2 separate regions of the Mus musculus genome follow, and region 1 is linked to region 2. A link is a loop called in an ENCODE intact Hi-C map of the cell type or tissue named here. Cell type or tissue: left cerebral cortex. All regions are shown on one strand. Each heading gives the region's core, and the rest is flanking DNA. Links, peaks and the distances in the headings are about the cores only.

What was found. Hi-C counts contacts between places; a loop is a spot of excess contacts. Peaks named below come from ENCODE experiments on the same cell type or tissue, not always from the same donor. Only the 100,000 strongest peaks of a DNase experiment are listed, where the experiment ranks them.
Region 1: a loop joins it to region 2, with 2.4 times the contacts of the local background. A loop is called at or near these places in 2 of 42 quality-filtered maps.

The regions. Positions count from the first base shown.
Region 1 is chr4:155,364,572-155,373,739 of GRCm38, reverse strand. No RefSeq gene overlaps it. Among named protein-coding and RNA genes, the nearest start is that of Prkcz, 7.7 kb to the right of the region's middle. In left cerebral cortex, for the core only: a CTCF peak has its summit at 4,872 (motif pointing left); DNase peaks (open chromatin) are centred at 2,451 and 4,852.
Region 2 is chr4:155,475,764-155,486,335 of GRCm38, reverse strand. No RefSeq gene overlaps it. Among named protein-coding and RNA genes, the nearest start is that of Gnb1, 10 kb to the left of the region's middle. In left cerebral cortex, for the core only: a CTCF peak has its summit at 4,785 (motif pointing left); DNase peaks (open chromatin) are centred at 4,434 and 4,766; H3K27ac peaks cover 695 bases.

The DNA.
Region 1 (9,168 bases), core at 1,169-9,168, 110 kb after region 2:
GTGTGTGTGTGTGCGCGTGAGAGAGAGAGAGAGAGAGAGAGAGAGAGAGAGAGAGAGATTTATACATTCACGATGTGTATTTTGTATCTGGGAGTTAATAATTAAGTTGGATAAAGAATCTGTTTGCTAGCCGGGTGTGGTGGCGCACGCCTTTAATCCCAGCACTCGGGAGGCAGAGGCAGGCAGATTTCAAGGCCAGCCTGGTCTACAAAGTGAACTCCAGGTCAGCTAGGGCTACACAGAGAAACCCTGTCTCGAAAAAAAAAATCTGTTTGCTGGGGTTGGAGAGATGGCTCAGTCGGTTAAGAGCACTGACTGCTCTTCCAGAGGTCCTGAGTTCAATTCCCAGCAACCACATGGTGGCTCACAACCATCTGTAATGGGATCTGATGCCCTCTCCTGGTGTGTCTGAAGACAACTACTATGTCATAATAAATAAAATAAATCTTAAAAAATAAGAAAAGAAAAGAAAAAATAATCGGTTTGCTAACAGCCAGCTATCAAGGGAAATCAGGACTACTTGACAAATTTTTTTTTTTAATTTTTTTTTATGAATTTTATTTTATTCATTTAATTTTTTTAGATTTATTTATTTATTATATGTAAATACACTGTAGCTGTCTTCAGACACTCCAGAAGAGGGAGTCAGATCTCGTTACGGATGGTTGTGAGCCACTATGTGGTTGCTGGGATTTGAACTTCGGACCTTCGGAAGAGCAGTCGGGTGCTCTTACCCACTGAGCCATCTCACCAGCCCCTACTTGACAAATTATAGCCAACAAAATCAACATAACTTGTGAATGTATTAACTATCTATCCAATAAATTCAGACATTGAGGAAAGATACCAATGCATCTATCTGTCCATCTATGTGTCTGACATAGTGGGCTCACAACAGCTCCGTGGTGAGGTTCAGGCTAACCTGGGCTACACAACAAGATCCTGCGTGAGAAATCAAGTCATTTTTTTTTCAGGTATTTTGTGACAACAGGAAGTTAGCACTTCCCATAAAACCAGACAATATTGTTTCTTCTGCCAGGACATCTAGAATATTCTCTATCTCTTAATCCATTCAGTGGATACCGTTCATTTTTATTAATTGGCTCAAGTCTCCTTTTTAAGTGTTAATAGCCTTTGGGAAGACATGCAGAAAGATGGGCTTCTGGCATGGAGCTGGCACCTGGCAGGGCTACCTACTACCCTGGATGAGATGGGACAGCCCCATACCACATGTGAGGAACTCAAGGCCTGGATAGGACCCCAGTCCATCTGGCTCCACACCCCAGCTCCTTCTGCCTCTGTCAGATGAGTGTTGTGGCTGTTTACCCTCCTCATTTCCAAGAAGTCTATTAACCCTTTGTTCTGAGACCCTTACCTTCAGCATCCCAATGACACAAGTTCTGTGCAGCCAGCTTGGCTGGGGAGAGGGGGTGACCCTGAGCTCATATGCCTAGGATGGCCCCACAGCTGCCATGCCCTAGGGTTCAAAGGTACATTACTGGGAAGTGTCCACACTGTCCACAAAGCCACGCTGTCAGGGGAGAAAGGTCAAGGGCTCCTGCAGGGTCCTGCTCTTAGGAGGCTCCTGACCCTTGTGAGAATTGGATGAGCTGCTCTCAGCAGGAAAGCTCAGATGCTTCCAGAGAGAAAGACACCTGGACACAGCCAAGCTGCAAGGCTTGAGTCTGGAGCCTCCCTGCAGAGCAGCAACTCCTCCATCTGCTAGATTGCTGGAGCCAATGCCGTGCAGCAGGGGCATGCCTCCTTATGTCCTGGCAGGATAGCTTCGCATGGCCTGTGTGAGTGCCAGGGTCATGTGTGGGGGTCGATCTATGTGTCCAAATGTGCAGCCTTTCATTTCAAAGGCCATGGGCCACTGGTCAAGTGAAGTCTGTGGTAGCTTTGGGCTACTCTTCACTGCTGGCTACAACTACCTCCCAACCAACCATGACAGTAACTGTCTGATGACGTGCGCTACAAGAGTTGTGTGTACTTGCGGGTCTTTCCTTGGGTTTAGACCCTGAGGAGGAATGATCAGAAAGAGACGTCATGGGTGCTTTCAAGGCTTTTGCTTTCTCTAAAAACAAGTCCCTAGTAGGCAGCTGGGGAGTGGGGCTTCTCCCATCCTCTAGCCTTACCAGCCCAAAGGACCTACTGGACAATGTTTTGGCTCTCTGTGTTCTACAGCCTGCCAGCCTCACCCAGGAATGATTCACACATATTCTGGACCTGAGCTCAGTGTAGTTGACCATAGGCCCCCCAAGACCACAGAGCTCAGATGGCATAAAGCCAGTAGGTGGCTCAGGCTGGGGGCTGGGAAACCCTTTACCATCTCCTGTGATTGTTTGAGTTAAAGTGACTCTATTTTCATGGGGCTAAAATAGTGCTTGTAGTCCTGGAGCTGTTGCCGTCATTGCCATGGCGACATGGTTCTGGCAGAGCCCCCTCATCCTCCACTGGGTCTTAAGTAACCTCAGTCCTTAGGAAGGTGCAGTGGGGCCCAGTCTGTTTGCAGCGGCCTCCAGACTGGTGCAGCACAGTAGCCCAGCTGCCTTTGTGCCCATATGCTCTGACAATGCCCCGAACCTGTAACTCAGGCTTGGGTCCTGGACTCAAGCAGGCCCGAGACAGGAGCCCCACTCTGTGCTCAGCCAAGGTACAGAGAAAGAAGTGAGTATGTGTGTGTTGTTTTGCTGTAGCCTGGAATACCTGCAGGGACCTTGAGCCTTTGCCCTGCTGTTGCAGTCATGTGATCCTGGAACGGGTCCAGTGCCTCTCAGGCCTTAGGCCTGTACGCTGGGAGCACGTGACCAATAAACAAGTATAGAGCCTCGCAGGCATGTGAGGCTTGGGTGGCGATGCCTGGTGCAAAGGTAGCCACAACTGTGCCCGGTGCAGGATATAGCCCTAGAGCATGGCCTGGGCCCTCTGCACAGTTCGGCTGGTAAGTGTGTGGAAGCAGCCGAGATGTCGGTCTGTTATTTTACAGCTCTACTATACTTCTATCTAGCTCCCCTTCTTTCTAGCCTCTTGACCCAACAACCCACAGGTTTTCTTAGCTTTTCTGTCTTTGCTGACCCAGCATTACCCACATTCAAAATGTCCAGATACAACACACACACACACACACACACACACACACACACATACATACACAGACACACACACACACTCACACACACATACACATACACACATACACACACTCGCACACACACTCGCACACACATACACAGACACAGACACACACATACACTGGCACACACACACTCGCACACACATACACAGACACACACACACACTCGCACACACATACACAGACACACACACACACAGAGGAAGATTATGTCTGCACATTCAGGGACATGTGTACACTCAGTGTTATAAGGTCTAGTGTCCACAGGTTTTTATTTTCTGGACCGGTGGACTGACTACTCAGAGGGTAAAGACGCTTACCATCAACCTCATCACCATCCCTAGGTCCCACCCACATGGTAAGAATGGATTCCTACGGGTCGTCCTCTGACCTCGTGTGCACTGTTACAGGTGTACACACCCCTCTACACACACAATAAATAACAAATAGATAATATTCAAGGATGACATAATTTAATTTAATTTGGAGAGCTGCAAGATACATAGGGTTCTTGCTCACCCTTTGACTGGAAACCCCTAAGTTAAGACTTCGCATAGACATGGTATGTTTATTAGTATAGAACAACTTCCATATTATTAAGGACACATTTTATCTGGGTTTCTCAATTTTTGAACAATGTTTTTCAATATTGCATTGGCCTGGTCTCCCCCCACCCCCATGTTTCCCAGACAGTTTCTCTGTGTACCAGCCTTAGCTGTCCTAGAACTCACTTTGTAAACCAGGCTGACCTGCAAGTCACAAAGATCAGCTTGCCTCTCTCTGTCTCCCAAATGCCATGGTGTAAAGGTGTGTGCCATCACATCCAGCTCTGACCTATTTTTTTTTCAGCAGGTATTGCTAGTCCTTTTCTAGGTGAGATACACTCAGTACTTGACCTCTTAGGTGCATCACACTGCATCCTGAGAGCTGGGATTTCAGGTGTGCACAGCCAAGCCTCGTTTCTGCAGTGCTGGGGATTGAAGCCTGGCTTTCTACATTCTAGGTACTCTACGGACAGAGCTACATACTCAGGAGAACAGTCTTTATTTTTGGTTCAGATATTAAGCATAAGGTCATAATTCTTTGCAATAATTTCTGGGAGAGTTTCAATAGAGCAAATTTCCAGGTGACGTAGCAAATAAAAGACAAAATACCATTTAAGTCAAAAGAACAAAATTACTTTGTTTCTGTGGGTATTATTGAAAGTTGAACTTAGGACCTCATCATGTTCTACAGAGCCACATTTCCAATCCCACGTTTTTAGTTTTTACTATGAGTCAGAATCTTATTAAGTTGTCCGGGCTGCCTTGAACCGTCAATAATTCCTTTCTCAGTCTCTTAAACAGGTGGGAATTACAGGCTTGCGGCAAGAGGTCTGTTTTAGCAGTCCACAGATTAAAAAAAACCCAAAAAACAAAAAACACCCGAAAAACCCGGGATGATTAGCACAATTAACTGTGTAGCGGAGGGTGGGAGGAATTACCACTGGAAGAGCAGATGGCTGGATAGACGGAACTGAAGACATAGGCAACATCTTATGGGCCTGGGAGGTGAGAAGCAGGATTGTGTGGAGATGCAGACCCATGGCGCTGGGGGGTAGCCAGCCAGAGCTCAGATCATGAGGGAGTAGGGCACAGCACCCCCACCTTCTAAGACAGAACCAGGATCGAAGTAAGGAACAAAGAGCCAAGCCCTCCCTCAGCTGCGTCCCTCCTGTGCCCCCTTCTGGGAATGCTCGGTATTGCGCTTGCCTGTGGAGGACAGGAAGGACCAGGTGGACTGGAATTTCATCTCTACTCACCAGCCGTGTAGGCGAAACGCAAGGTTGAGGCAAAAGTGGCTAAGGACACCTAGGACTTCTGGTGTGTCCCCCAATCTTTTCACCTACTCCGTATCCTCCTTTCCACGGCCTCCGCCGTTTTAGCTTTCCCAGAATTCCCTGCTTCTCAGGGTCATAGGCCTCTTTGTGAGCCCATCACGTCCTTCCCCTGTAATATGTTGTTAGCTTCCAAAACCAGCCTCTTCCAGAACCTGGTCTTCCACATGCAACAGAGTCACCATTTACTTGTTTATTTAGGGGTTGGTTTTTTGGGGGGGGTGCAATGTATCTCCCCTCTGCCCCTTTCCCCCCAGAGTTTCTCTGTATACCCCTGGCTGGCCTCGGCCTGGGATTAAAAGCTGCATAGCCCAGGGCTGGAGAGATGGCTCAGAGGTTAAGAGCACTGACTGCTCTTCCAGAGGTCGTGAGTTCAATTCCTAGCAACCACATGGCGACTCACAACCATCTGTAATAGTGGGATCCCATGCCCTCTTCTGATGTGTCTGAAGACAATGATAGTGTATTCATATACATAGAAAAGATTAAAAAATTTTAAAAAGCTACATAACCCAATCCTGCCGGCCCTGGCATCTGTTTATGTGTGAGTGTCTTTGTCTGTGTGGTGTGCTGATTAGTTTTCGGTCGGTTTGAGGTAGCTAGAGCCATTCTGAGAAGGAACCTCAACTGAGAAAACACCTCCATTCAACCGGCTTGTCAGCAAGTCTGTAGAGCATTTTCTTGATCGGTGGTTGTCATAGGTGCCCTTCCCGAGTAGGTGGCCTTGAGGTGTATCGGAAAGCAAACTGAGCAGGCGCGGAGGGCGGACTAGCACCCACACTGCTTCTGTTTCAGTTCCTCTCCTACGTTCCTGCCTTGGCTCACCTCAAAGGGCTGCAACTCTGGATGATATCTAAACCAAATAAACTCCTCCCTCCCTCAGTTGCTTTTGGTCATGGTTTATGGTCACACTAGGCAGGGAACCAAGCCCCGTGTACTTAAGTGGGATTGAGGCAGGGTTTCTCCCTGAATCTACTTAAGTTAGGCTCAGTGATCCTCCTGCCTCTACCTTCCATTCAGAGTTGGCTTGCAGGTCCGTGCCGGACGGACAGCTTGTTACATGGGTGCCACTGAGCCACATCTCCAGCTCCACAGAACTGTCACCTCTATAGGTCTGGGAAACACCGAAAGCAGCGGCCTGTCTCAACTGGCATCAGGCTGCACAAGAGAAAAACCCTGGCTTATGGCTGCACAACTTTTGGCACTTATGGGATATCAAGCAACGTCTGACGGCTGACTGAATGAGTTCGGTTGATATTGTCACTTCAGTTGGTTTCTCTAAGTCCCACAATCCCTGACAGAAAAAGGAAACATCTGCGGTAGGGTGCCTCCCTCTCTCCGCTGTGTATGCCAAGCAAATGCTCTGGGCCCTTCCTGTAGCAGGTGGGTTCCTGCCAGACCCCACCCGGGTCAGCCTCACATCTGGAAAGGTGAACAATGTTTCCTCTCCCCTATAGGCTCTGAGAAAACCAGATAACAGAGATCCGCTGGACTTGGTAGAGCCTCCTAGGGAGGTAGGAGAAGCCCTCACTTAACCCTTTGTGAGCCACTGGCCACTCCTTACCCTTCCCCACACCTGGCAGTATCTACCCTGTCCTTCTGCGATGGCTTGTTTTACGTCAGCTTGACACAGCTGTAGACACCTGAGAGTCAATTGAGAAATGCCTCTATATGACTGGGCCTAGCCCGGTGTGGGTGGCACCACCCCTGGACAGGTAGTTCTATAAGCAGTCTAAGCAAGCCAGTACGGCAGCCCTCCACCATGGCCCATCACTCCTGCCTCCAGGTTCCTTCTCTGTTTGGGTTCCCGCCCTGAGCGCTTTCAATGATTAACTGTTATATGGAAGTGTAAGAGAAATAAACCCTCTCCTCCCTTTTGGTCAGTGTTTTATTACAGCAATATAAACAAGTAAGACACCATCCACCAGCTGGTCCCAAGAGATCTGAGTGAAGCCGGGCATGTGGGTCCCCACCCACCCAGCTGGGCTTTGGGGAAGGGGCTTCATGGACGGCCTCATCTTCTCAGAAATTGAATCTGTATAAACCCATTTTTAATTGTATCTTCATTTGGAAAACGGTTTGTGTTTGGGAGTATCCAGTGTCTGTGGAAAACTGGGGAACCACAGAAACTTTAGGACATGGAAAGGATCTGCCTCCAGTGGCCCAGCCAGTTTCCTGTCTGCGGCCCCAACCGCCCCATGCTGGGGTCTGCCTCACCTCACAGGTTCTGAGGGTCACCTCCAAACCCTACCCACCAGGGAGGAAGCTCTGGAAACCTGCCTTTCTGCTTCACTATGACTGGTCTGGTCGGGTCTCCATGGAAGCTGGTGGAAACCCTGCCCCCGCCTTGGTGGACAGAGTCTGGAGCTCATGTGGCCCCAGAAATCCCACTCATTACACTGGGTGCCTGGAGAGGCCATGGGAACACCCAGCCAAGTGTTCACTGGTGAACTGGGAAACAAATCCTGTTGTCTGCTGCCAGGCAACACCCCGACACAGTTCCCAGGGGAAACCTGCAGGTCCCTTCACCCTGGAGCCTCACAGGTTGGGGGTTCTGATTTGGGAGTTCCTGCTGTGACCTGCTCCCATAGGCCTGGAGGTTGCTTTGCATTGCAAATACTGGCCTCAGGAGAGAATGGCCAAAAGGAAGGGTAGTTAGGGGCTGGGGAAGCTCTTAGGACACTGGTTTGAACCATAGGCATACATTTTTTGCAACCTACTTTTAATAAGGGTTCAACCTCTTCTATAATCCACCACTCAGTAGAGGTAGTAGAAGAGAAAAGTTATTAGGATGGGGGGAAGTGGACCTATTCAGCAATAGTTCTTTGGGGGTGGGTTTGATCCTCTTTGGCAGCAGTTTAGTCCCGTAGCAAACACCAAATATGACTCAGCAGCTGCAGACCAGTCCTCTAGGCAGGCCGACGCCAGGCAGGAACCAGCAGCCGTAGTTCAGTTCTGAAGAAACCACCAGGCTCGCCAACCAGCCTGAGACGAGGCTGCAGAGGTGGCAATCTGCCACAGGAACCTACCTCATGAGCAGTTCTTGGGCGGGTTTCTCTCAATGGTGGCGTTATCATACGCTGAGCTCAAGAGCGCTATGTAAGGTGAATGGATACACGCGTGTCCTTAGCAAAGAATAGTGAGGCCAAGCAAACCAAACCAACGCTCAGTGCTCATCTCCCGCTGTCTGTGAGATCATATTTATACTCCCTCACCAAGCGTCCTGTCACATGTCTGCTATATCAAAACACTCATCCCCCTATGCCTGCTTCAGGAAAACAGTCTTTCATGTGTTTGCTTTAGCAAGACATCCTTTCACCTCTGTGCCCCAGCAAAACATTTGACATAACTTTCCAAATAAACTAGAAGTCTCCACTTCAGTTAACCTCAGAGCTCAGTCCTCTGCTCTACTGGGAGGCTTCAGTACACTGCATGACATCTCTCCTAAGGCCCCTCTGGCTGTACATGGTCCGGGACTGGAACCTGAACTCACTGGCCTTCCCCACCCTTGTGGTTTTTCGAGACAGGGTTTCTCCATGTAGCTCTGGCTGTCCTGGAACTCACTCTGTAGACCAGGATGGCCTCAAACTCAGAAATCTGCCTTCCTCTGCCTCCCAAGGTCTAGGATTAAAGGCGTGCGCCACCATTGCCTGGCTGCAAAAGATGTTTAATCTTGGGTCCACCCTGAGAAGTTGGTACGGTACACATCCATTTTCCATGATGAACAACCAATAAACAGTTTGGAACCAAGGACTGTCTGACTCTTTCATTGAGAACGGCCATGGGGAGCATGGAGCAGGTCTTCACCTACAGAGCCACAGCCTCCTGCAGAAGACCTCTCTGTGCTTTCAGCCACCATCACAGCCAAGCTAAGGACCTTCACTGGTGAGCAAAGCCAGGACTTCCCTCCCCACCCCAAGCCCTGGGCTAGACTCCATCCTCAGCCGGCAGGTCCCCAACTCTGCTCTCAACTCCTGAGACTCAGGGGAGTCTGAGTGTCCAGGAGTTTGGGAGCGCCTGGTCCTGGCCTCTTCGCAAGCCTGTGGACCCCTGACATTTGTTCCTGACTCTTCTGTGTGGCACTCCATGGATGACCAGGTGCCCAGGGGTCTGGGAATACCAGCTTCAGCTTTCCCACACCTCAGACTGTGTTTTC
Region 2 (10,572 bases), core at 1,211-9,210:
CAACAGATCTGATGCCTGTACACAGACATAAATTTAGGCTAACTGCCAATACACATTTGAAAAATTCAAAACCAAAAGAAAACATATAACTTCAGAATTTGGAGAGCAGTTAAGCTACCCCTAAAGGAACCTTTCTTGTTTGTGGTACTCGTGGGTGAAGATCAATTTGGTTGCTGCCCAGTGCAGGAATTATTAGGCAGCTCTGGACAATGGCTTCTCAGAACGTCCAGTTAGTGCTGGGCAGGACAGCTGAAACAAACATAACTCCAAGATCCCTGTATTGTTCAGTTCCACCTAATAGCTTAAGCAAACTAGGTCTCCCTTTACCCAGCTTTGGGCCCCAGTCCTACCCCTAGACATCCATTAAGGCATGTCTTGGGGTACAATCTCAATCTCTGGGAATTCTGGGGCCACCATGGCCCCCTCCTTCCCAAAAGTCCCTAGTCCTATTTCTTTCCCAGCCTGGGGAAGCAATATAAGCAAAGGCCACCGTTGTTTTCTTGGACTTCCTCCATTTCCTGCAGGCCACGGGTTCTGGCCTGACAGGACAACTGGTGACCATACCCTGATACATTCTCTGTGAGAAAGGTTGGATGGAGATGTGACAGAGGTTGAGGGGTGCAAAGGCCTATTCCCAGACTCTGACATACACACAGACGAGAGGACTTCAGTGAACAGGGATGTAGGGTACAGGCCTCAGTGGCCAGAGGTAGGGCCTGATGGGTGGCTTGGTGAAGTAGACTGGTCCAGAGGCAGTTCTTAGCCCTGAGACATTTTGTGGCTTGTGGACAAAACATTTCCTTCCCCCACACAGTGTTAACTTACAGACCTAGGCAGACACAGGAAAGGGGTTCTGGGAACAATGAATGGGGAAACACACATACTATTTATTGGCCATGCTGAATCTAGAAACCGGATATGGACCCTGAGGTCATGATAGCTTGCTTGTCTAAGGCAAAGGAGCTACCTAGATTCTGAGCTGCTAGGTGCAGGCCCCTGCCTCCAGCTCTCTTCTCTGCCTAGAGCCTTGCCTGAGGGAAGGGAGTTCCTGACATCCTGGGGACTCTTTTCCCAGCAGATGGCACCCTGGGACCCACTATCCTGAGACTAGGCTCTTCCAACACCTGCTAGGTAAACATATCACACCTGTGGCAGCGGCAGCAGCAGCAGGGGCAAGCCACCCAGCTCTCAAACTTTCCACAGAGGCCAGGCTCCTTAGGGTTCTGGCTAAGGGGCCACAGGATTGTTGCTGGAACTGAGCTTGTCCCAGAATCCTGTCCACAACCCTGCTGGGCCCACCAGGTATGGACAGAATGTGTACTTGGAAGTGCCCTTCTACACCAGGAAACTATTTGTCACTAAACAAGACAATACTATCAGAGCCATTTCCAGTGGGCAGGGGAGGCCATCTATAAGCCTCTCCGGACCCCTAGTAGGTATGGTTCTGGCCATAATGGGTCCTGTTCATAGAGTCCTGAATTCCCCTTAGGCTGAAGATCTGTATGCCACATTCTAACAGAAAGTCACCCCAGTTTGCCAGATTGACCCCCCTGAGGAAGGTTCTGGGTTGCAGCCTTCTAGCCCCAGCGAACCCACACTTGATGTCCTTTGCTGCTCTCCTCACCATGCCCATGTTGTCCTCCCCTCCCCTCCCCTCCTCTGTCCCACGTCTCCACAAAGAACTTCCACAGTCTCACATGTACTCGTGGACTTAATCAGAAGGGAGAGAGAGCCCTCAGATATGTCTGTTGACTCTGTTCCCTGGCTTTATCTTACCTTTTTTTTTTTTTTTAAATGTGGAAAGGGCTGGAGAAATGGCTCAGCAGTTGTAGGCACTGGCTATTCATCCAGGGGACCTGGGTTTGATTTTCAGCACTCACATGGTAGTTCATAACCTTCTGTAACTCCAATTCCAAGGGAATCCAACACCCTTTTCTGGCCTCTGTGGACACCAGACATGCCCATGGTGCACACACACACACACATGTTTTTGTTTTTGTTTTTGAGAGATTTCTCTGTGTATCCCCGGCTGTCCTGGAACTTAGATCCACCTGCCTCTGGCTGGTGCTGGGATGAAAGGGTCATGCCGCCACTGCCTAGCAAAATGTGCTGTTTATTTATTTATTTATTTATTTATTTATTTATTTAATATTTGAGAGACTGTGTCTCGTGTATCCAAGGCTGGCCTCTAACTCACTATGAGGTCAACGATGAGATGACCTTAGCTTCTAATCCTCTTGCCTTTGCCCTCCAAGTGCTGGGATTAGAGGATATAACAGCAGATTCCCCCCCTTTTTTTTTAAATTAAAAAGAAATTGAGATAGGATTTTTATTTTGGTTTAGTTTGGTTTGGTTTGGTTCTGCCTCCCGAGAGCTGTAATTCAAGGTGTGTCACACCACCAACAGCATTGAGACAGGATCAGCCAGCATTGGCTTAGCTTTGAGCTTGTGATTTCTCAGCCTCTGCCTCTCTACTGCGTCCATGTCACTGTCCTTTCTGTCCTGCTGGTCTCTTGATTCCCACCCAGCGGCCCCATGCTAGGTGGGAAGCCAGTCTTCAGGAGTTTGTCCCCTCCCTGCTGATGGTGCCCAGTTGAGATAGCTGCTCTAGGCCCTTCCACTTCTTCCTCAGGCCAGCTGACCTTTCACCTCGTGCCTGAGTCTGTTCATCATGTCAGTGACATTGTCCCAGGCCTCTGCCTGGGACCCGAGCAAGAATCCATATGTAGTGCACCATCCTGAGTTCAATAGTACTAGGAATGAAAGAGTCGCTGAATAGCCTCCTCATACCACTTCCTTACCCAGAGTCACTCAACTGTGATCTAAGCCATGTTCAGCCATCCTTGACACTGGGCCCTGGACCCTTTTGTAGAGGCCCCAAGGCAAGAAGCAGTTAACAGCTTAACCTTCTGTAGAGCCATCCTTGATGCTAAGCCTCAAGCCCCAGGGCAGCACCCCAGGGGTTCAGCCAACACATTCTTGGCAGGACCTGGATCCTGCAGGGGCAGCTTCCTTCTGAGTGGCCTCTGGGGTCCAAGAGCTGTTTGTCTAGAATTTTGTCCCTGTGGTTCAGTCACCTACCACCTGGGAGATGATGCAAGATTTGCCGGAAAGAGGCAATGAGGAGAGGCAGGCATGGGGGAGAGCGAGCCATGGCTCCAGGCAGTGACAGTTTTGTGCTTTGGGAGGACTGACAGTGTGGGGCTGGAATTGGGGTTGGCCTCCAGCTGTGAGGTACGGATGCTGGAGCCAGCATCATCTATACATCTATAGCCTTCAGGTACCTTCCAGGGGAGGCTGGGCCAACGGTGCTTGGTGTTTTGAAAAACAGCCTAGGAGGCCATGAAGGGAGCGAGGGCCCTGGAGCTTCTCTCTGTGACGTCCCTGTGAGATGGGTTGGGCCCTGCTGCAATACCTCTGGGGCTCATGCCTAGGCCTGCCCTGAGTCCTTTGTGGTCGGCCCTGCGACTAGCTCAGACTTCTAATGGTCTCCTATTCTGCCTCATTTGCCCTTCTATTGCTCTCTGAAGTTTATTTTTTATATACTTATTTATTTATTTATTTATTTATTTTTTTAGATAGGCCCTCACTATGTAGACTTGGTTGGCCTGGAGCTCACAGAGATCTGTCAACCTTTGCCTCTGAAGTACTGGGATTAAAGATGTGTGCGTGCCAGCACACCCAGTCTATCCTTTGGGGTCTTTAATTTTCTTCTTCTTTTCTTTCCTTTCCCCCCACCCCCCGCTCTCCAATCATCAGTCTCTCTATGTATTTCTGGCTGCTCTGCAACTCACTATGCAGACCAAGCTGACCTCGAACACACAGAGATACATCTGCCTCTTCCTCCAGGGCACTGGGATCAAAGGTGTACGCCATTGCTTTCCTTCCTTGACTCCTAGAAAAGATTATATATATGGAGAAGCGCTCCAGCCCTGCAGTGGGGACAAGAGTAGATGCCTTTGATTCAACACTGACTGGGTGTTCCTGGGGTCACCTGCTGCCTTGCCTACCCACTACAGCTTGCGAACGCTGCCTCTCAGGCCAGGGCTCTATAAAGAAAAGAATGCATGCGCCTCACTAGCTTTACTACCCAGTCTCAGTTTTCCTTCCGTACTGTAGAGATGTAGATAGGATGGAACTCCCTGGCAAATGCTAAGGCCACTTCTACTCTGGTGGCTGGACACAATGGACTTAAGGTGTAGAGCAGTCTGTGCCCTCAATGCCTTTGGATAAAACGGCTCTGCTGAACATTTAAGACAGAAAAGAACAAGGGCGAGCCCTTCCCTGTCCCATCGTAGAGTCCAGAGCCATGGGCGGCTCAGATGAGCCTGAGCCAAGTTGGGGCTGGACAGAGCAGGAAGTACAGCGTGGTCCTCCCTCTCCAAGGACTAGGTCCAGGCCTGTTGGCTCGCCTGGTGGGAACAAGCGCCACCATGCCCAGAAGGCTGTTTGCAGGGATTGTTAGTCAGAAACTTGGCACTTGCACAGATTGGGGTTAGAGTTCTGCGTGTGCCCCCCACCCCGCCCCCATCCCCTCACCCCGAGTTAGGGTCTGCACCTGCAGGACTGTAGCTATTGTCAGCTTTCCAGGTGGCTGAGATGGAATTTATGTCTATTCTTTTTCTTTGCAATTGTGGAAACTTGAAAGTGATACTTACAAGACTGCGTTTCGAAAACAGAGCGCCCCACCCCTGGTCTCCAACCCAAGCTTTTAGTCCCAACAGACTCCGAAGAGCCCTGGCCGCCACGCCTGGCTGCGAATGGTGCTCGAGCGCCACCTGGTGGGAAATAAGCGGAACTTCCGAACTCCGAGCGGCGCCGCTTCCGGATTGGTTGAATGAATGAAAGAAGGGCTTAAAAGTGGAGCAGAGAAGGAGCTTGGCATGATTGACAGGGACAAAGTCAGGACCGGGCTTGGGAGAAACGTCCAACTGGGCCCAGTTAACACCCCCACTCCCATTTTTTAGTGTTTCGACACAAGGTTTTGTGGTGTCGCCCTGAATGTCCTGGAACTCGCTCTGAGACCGGACTGGCCTGGAACTCAGAGATCCGCCTGTCTCAGCCTCCTGAGTGCTGGGATTAAATAAGGGTCTTACGATGCTGACCTCGCCTCACAGTGTGCGGCACTCTTGTACCAATACCCAAAGGCTTTCAATTCAGCTGTCCGCCTAACCCCTCAGCAACATGAAGGAGAGAAAATCTTAGCAGGCCAAGCCTGAAGACTCAATAGTCAGCAGTTAGAGAGAAGGGGGATTACGGTTTTTGACGACAGCCTGAGGTACAAGGTGAAATTCGAGCTCAAAGAAGTAAAGATGATAAGTGTAGCTGCCAGTGGCCAGGGGATACTGGGCTCCTGAAAGGAAAGCTGGAGATGGATGGGAAGGATGGCCAGAGAAATAACGAGCCAAGACAAAGTTCTCTGACCAAGGCTCAGTGTTTTAATTCTCTAGTCTGACTTTTAAAGTGGGTGTGTGGGGGGATCCCTCCCCCACTATGCCAGGAAAACAAGCTCAGCTGCTCAACAGGTCGTGGCTTCTTGCAGGAAGCTGCGGATGTGGCAGGACGATAGACTTTACCTAGATCTGAAGGCAAACAAGGTCTGATCCAGACGCTCAAGGCTGGGGGTGAGGGCACAGATAAGTGGCTCAGAGATTAAAAGCATCTTTTGCTCTTGCTGGAGGACCTAAGTTCGCTTTCCAGCATTCCGGTGATGGTTCACAACTGTCTATGTACAGCTCCAGTACCAAGGCGTCTGAAACCCTCTTCTGCCTTCCTGGGTAGCAGGCATCCACGAGGTGCACATATGTACACGCTGGCAAATACACAGATGGTAAAGGTAAGCATTCTTTTTTTAAAAGTAAGAGGCTGCTGTTTTCCCAGAGAACCGGGGTTCAGTTGCCTGCACCCACATGGCAACTTACAAGTGTACGCAGCTACAATCCCAGGGGATCTAGCCCCTTCACAGACATATGTGCAAAAAAAAACACCAAGTTACATAAAATTTTAAAAAATCTTTAGGGGAAACAAAAAGAATAAAAAGGACTAGGCAACAGCAGCTCACACCTTCAATCCCAGCACTCGGGAGGCTGCGGCAGGCAGATCTCTGGGGTTGAGGCCAGCCTGGTTTACAGAGCAAGTTCCAGGACAGCCAGGGCTACATGAAGGAATTCTGTCTCAAAAACAAAAACAAACAAGCAAAGACTAAAAAGGAGATAAACTCTGTCTGGCAATACATTTCTTGTATTCTGCACTATCTGTCACTTCTACTTCACTAAAACATAGCTGAGGCTCAGCCTGGCCTCGCAGAGATGAGGACAGAGGCCATGTCTGGTGGCTGGCGCTCCCATCCAGGTCTCTTTGTATGCAGGAAGACCCACTCCTGTGGTAGGTGGGAAGTGTGGAGGCTTCAGAGAAGTTGGTGAGTATCTGTCTCAATACAAATTGTTTGGCTGTGCTGGATATAGATCCAGGTGTATTATGCCTGCTAGGTGGGTTTACTCCCACCCACCACCGAGCTGCCTAAGAGCCTAATTGCCTATTTTACCAAAGTCATGTATAGTCTTAGTAGATAACCTTGATGAACTCAGAGAACCACCTCAACTCTTCCCTGATTCTATTTTCTACTCCCACAGTGTGTGTGTGTGTGTGCTTATGTGTGTATGTGTGTGTTTGTGTAGTGTATATGTGTTTGTGTGTGTTTATGTGGTGTGTATGTGTTTGTGTTTGTGTGTGTGTGTGTGTGTGTGTGTGTGTGCTTCTTTCCAGGCACACATCATTACCTCTCTGTGCTAGGAATGAAATCCAGGGCTTTGTGTGCTTTCTAAACATAAATTATCCACTGGGTTCTACCCTACCTATCTGCTGTGGTCTCATTTGCCTTTCCTCCATGGTTAGTGATACCGAACATCTTTTCTTGTGTTTGTTTCCTACAATCTCTGCTCTGTCCTCTTCAGAGGGACGTCCACCCAGGTCCTTTGCTTATTTTTAAAAAAACTGATTTGGGGCTGGAGGCTGGAGAGATGGCTCAGCGGGTAAGAGCACTGACTGCTCTTCCAGAGGTCCTGAGTTCAAATCCCAGCAACCACGTGGTGACTCACAACCACCTGTAATGAGATCTGATGCCCTCTTCTGGTGTGTCTGAACAGCTACAGTGTACTCATATATAATAATAAATAAATCTTAAAAAAGAAAAAAGAAAAAATTAAAACTAAAAAAACCCTGATTTATGGGCTGGAGAGATGGCTCAGCAGGTAAGAGCACTGACTGCTCTTCCAGAGGTCCTGAGTTCAAATCCCAGCAACCACATGGTGGCTCACAACCACCCATAATGAGATCTGACCCCCTCTTCTGGTGTGTCTGAAGACAGCTACAGTGTACTTACATATAATAAATAAATAAATAAATAAATAAATAAATAAATAAATAAATCTTTTTTAAAAAATTTAAAAAACTGATTTATTTGGGTTGGAGAGTTGGCTCAGCGGTTAAGAGCACCGACTGTTCTTCCAATGGTCCTGAGTTCAGTTCCCAGCAACCACATAGTGACTCACAACCATCTGTAATGAGATCCGATGCCCTCTTCTGGTGTGTGTCTAAAGACAGCTACAGTGTACTCATAAATAAAATAAATCTTTTTTAAAAAGCTGATTTATTTATTTTTGCAGAGAGGTGAGGGAAGGGTTCCGGGATAGATTCAGGCACAGAGAGGCTGAGGAACTTAGTCGACAGTTCCTGGGGGAGAGAGGAGGAGAGCAGCGTTGCAAAGTATAGGCCCATCAGGGCATAAGAAAAGATAGAGCAGGTAGCTCCAAAGGGGAGGAGGCATGGAAATCGCCATTTGAGATGGGATTCTGATATCATAGAGGCTCAGAGGAGTAGCGAGAAGCCATGGGCCTCCTAGGGAAGGAGCTGAGAACAGTGGACGCAGAGGGGGCTCGTGTCACGGTGACGGACAAGGATCTCAATCCGGGGCATCCCCAAGTGACCGAGGGAACTGCCAGAGAGAAATGTCCCCAGTCGTGGAGGATAGCTGTCCCTTTCCATGTGACAGGAGAGCTTCCTGTCACACCTATGTGGCTTTTGTAGTAAGAGTAGACAAAGCAGGCAGCTCTGGAGTGACACCCAGTAGAGGAGAGGGTGGTTAGAGCAGGGTAGAGAAAAACAACTGAAGGGGACCCTGACAGGCTTTTGGGAAGAGGGAGGGTTCCAACAGAGACCGAGGAGGAATAAGTGTCCAAGGAGAGAGGTGCCCACACGGTAGGCACCCCGGAGCAGGGTGTAGTTGGCTCTGGAATCCAGAGAGAGGGTCTGCTTATTGAGCAGTCTAGGAGAGACGGAAGCTGATGAGGATTCAGACCCTAGAATTTGGAGACGACGATGGTGGGTGGCAGAAGCCAGCAGAGACAAATGACCCGTGCGTATCTTAGAAGAGTCAACTAGAAGAGGTCAAACCCCTAGGAAGGAGGCTCCTGTGTGCTCCTCCCAGGGTTCTGAGCACCAGGTGAATGAAAATGAAGACATTGTCACTCCTATTGTACATATGAGGGAGAGCAGAGCCAGGCATCTGGAAGGGTCCAGACTGAAAAGGACATGAAGGGTGGGGAAAGAGGAGAGACGGCGAGCAGACAGAGAGAGGAACCAAGAGAGCTCAAGGCAGAATCGCAGGGTTTTGAGTCAGCTTTCTCTTCTTCAGGACTTGACACACATACCTCTAGATATCGCCTAAATAGTACTGGGCTCTTCCACTCATTGTATGTGTTTTTGGGGTTCAATGTTTGGCTTTCACCTTTAGCACCCCTTTCTACACGCCGTGGTCTGTGTTCCAAGAGGATGTTGAGGCAAGGACTCAGTTTGTCTCGGGGAATCTGTAGAAGATGGGCTGAGAGGGTGGTTGTGACAATATGAACACCTACAGTTACCACCCGAGAAGAGTCCCAATGAGGGACTGACTTTGTGCCTGTAGCACACCTGTGGGGATCCTCTTAACTAGGAGGACCCAGAACACTGTGAGTGGCACCATTTAGTAGTGAGGGGGTGCTAAAGTGTGTAAGAGTGGAGAAACTGAGTTAAGTGCAAAGGAGCAAGTGAGCATGAGTGTCTTCCTGTTCCCCCTTCTGCTCTTTTTTCTTCTCCTTTCTTTCTTTTTTTGGGGGGGTGGGTGGGTTTCGAGACAGGGTTTCTCTGTGTATCCCTGGCTGTCCTGGAACTCACTTTGTAGACCAGGCTGACCTTGAACTCAGAAATCCGCCTGCCTCTGCCTCCCAAGTGCTGGGATTAAAGGCATGCGCCTGGCTTCTCCTTCCTTCCTTCCTTCCTTCCTTCCTTCCTTCTTTCCTTTCTTTCTTTCTTTCTTTCTTTCTTTCTTTCTTTCTTTCTTTCTTTCTTTCTTTCTTTCTTTCTTTCTTTCTGTTTTTGTTTTGTTTTTCAAGACAGGGTTTCTCTGTGTAGCCCTGGCTGTGCTGGAACTCACTTTGTAGACCAGGCTGGCCTTGAACTCAGAAATCCGCCTGCCTCTGCCTCCCAAGTGCTGGGATTAAAGGCGTGCGCCACCACGCCCGGCCTGTTTTTGTTTTTTTGAGACAGGGTTTCTCTGTCTAGCCCTGCTGTCCTGAAACTCACTCTGTAGATTAGGCTGGCCTTGGACTCAGAAATCCTCCTGCCTCTGCCTCCCAAGAGCTGGGATCAAAGGTGTGCGCCACCACTGCCCAACTCTTTTTTCTTTTTTCTTTTTTTCAAATAATTATTTCTTTATTATATGTAAGTATACTGTAGGTGTCTTCAGCTACACCAGAAGGGGGCATCCAATCTCATTACAGATGGTTGTGAGCCACCATGTGGTTGCTGAGATTTGAACTCAGGACCTCTGGAAGAGCAGTCAGTGCTCTTAACCTCTGAGCCATCTCTCCAGCTCCCTCCTTCTGCTCTTGACAGTTGGTGTGATAGGAGCTATCTGAAGCCTCTGCTGCTGGCCTCCCCACAATAAAGGACTGAAACCTGGAACTGTGTGCTAAATAAACCCCTTTCTTCCTTAAATTGCTTTTGTTCAGGATATTACATTTTAACGACAGATGAAGCTAGGACACTGGCTCTCTGTCTTTGAAAGCACCAGAGCTAGGCAGTACTGGGCGCTTCCTGTTGTATACATATTCTCCCAAATCTCTGGGACCCATATGGCTGTATTCGGAACAGTGTGCTCTACAGTAAAGGATGTCTCCAGGTCCCTGGAACACACTGTGCCTGAGCCTTTCTGGCTCTTGAGAGTTTGGTCTCTTCCCCTGTGTGACCTTTTGGATTAGAGACATTTTACACACACACACACACACACACACACACCTTGTCTCTCGCAGACATAAATGTGTTGGATAAGGAATGACTGAATTTAAAGAAGTGGGTCACATGATTACGGAGGCTGGAGGGCCAGGGAAGATCTGATGTTGTTTTCATCTGCAGGCAGATAGAATTGCTCCTCCTCCTGCCCTCCCCTGTTGGTCTTTTCTCTCAAGGCCTTCAGCTGAATAGACCAGGCCCATCTGTATGTTGCCAGTTATGTGCTTTTCCCAAATCCTACCCATT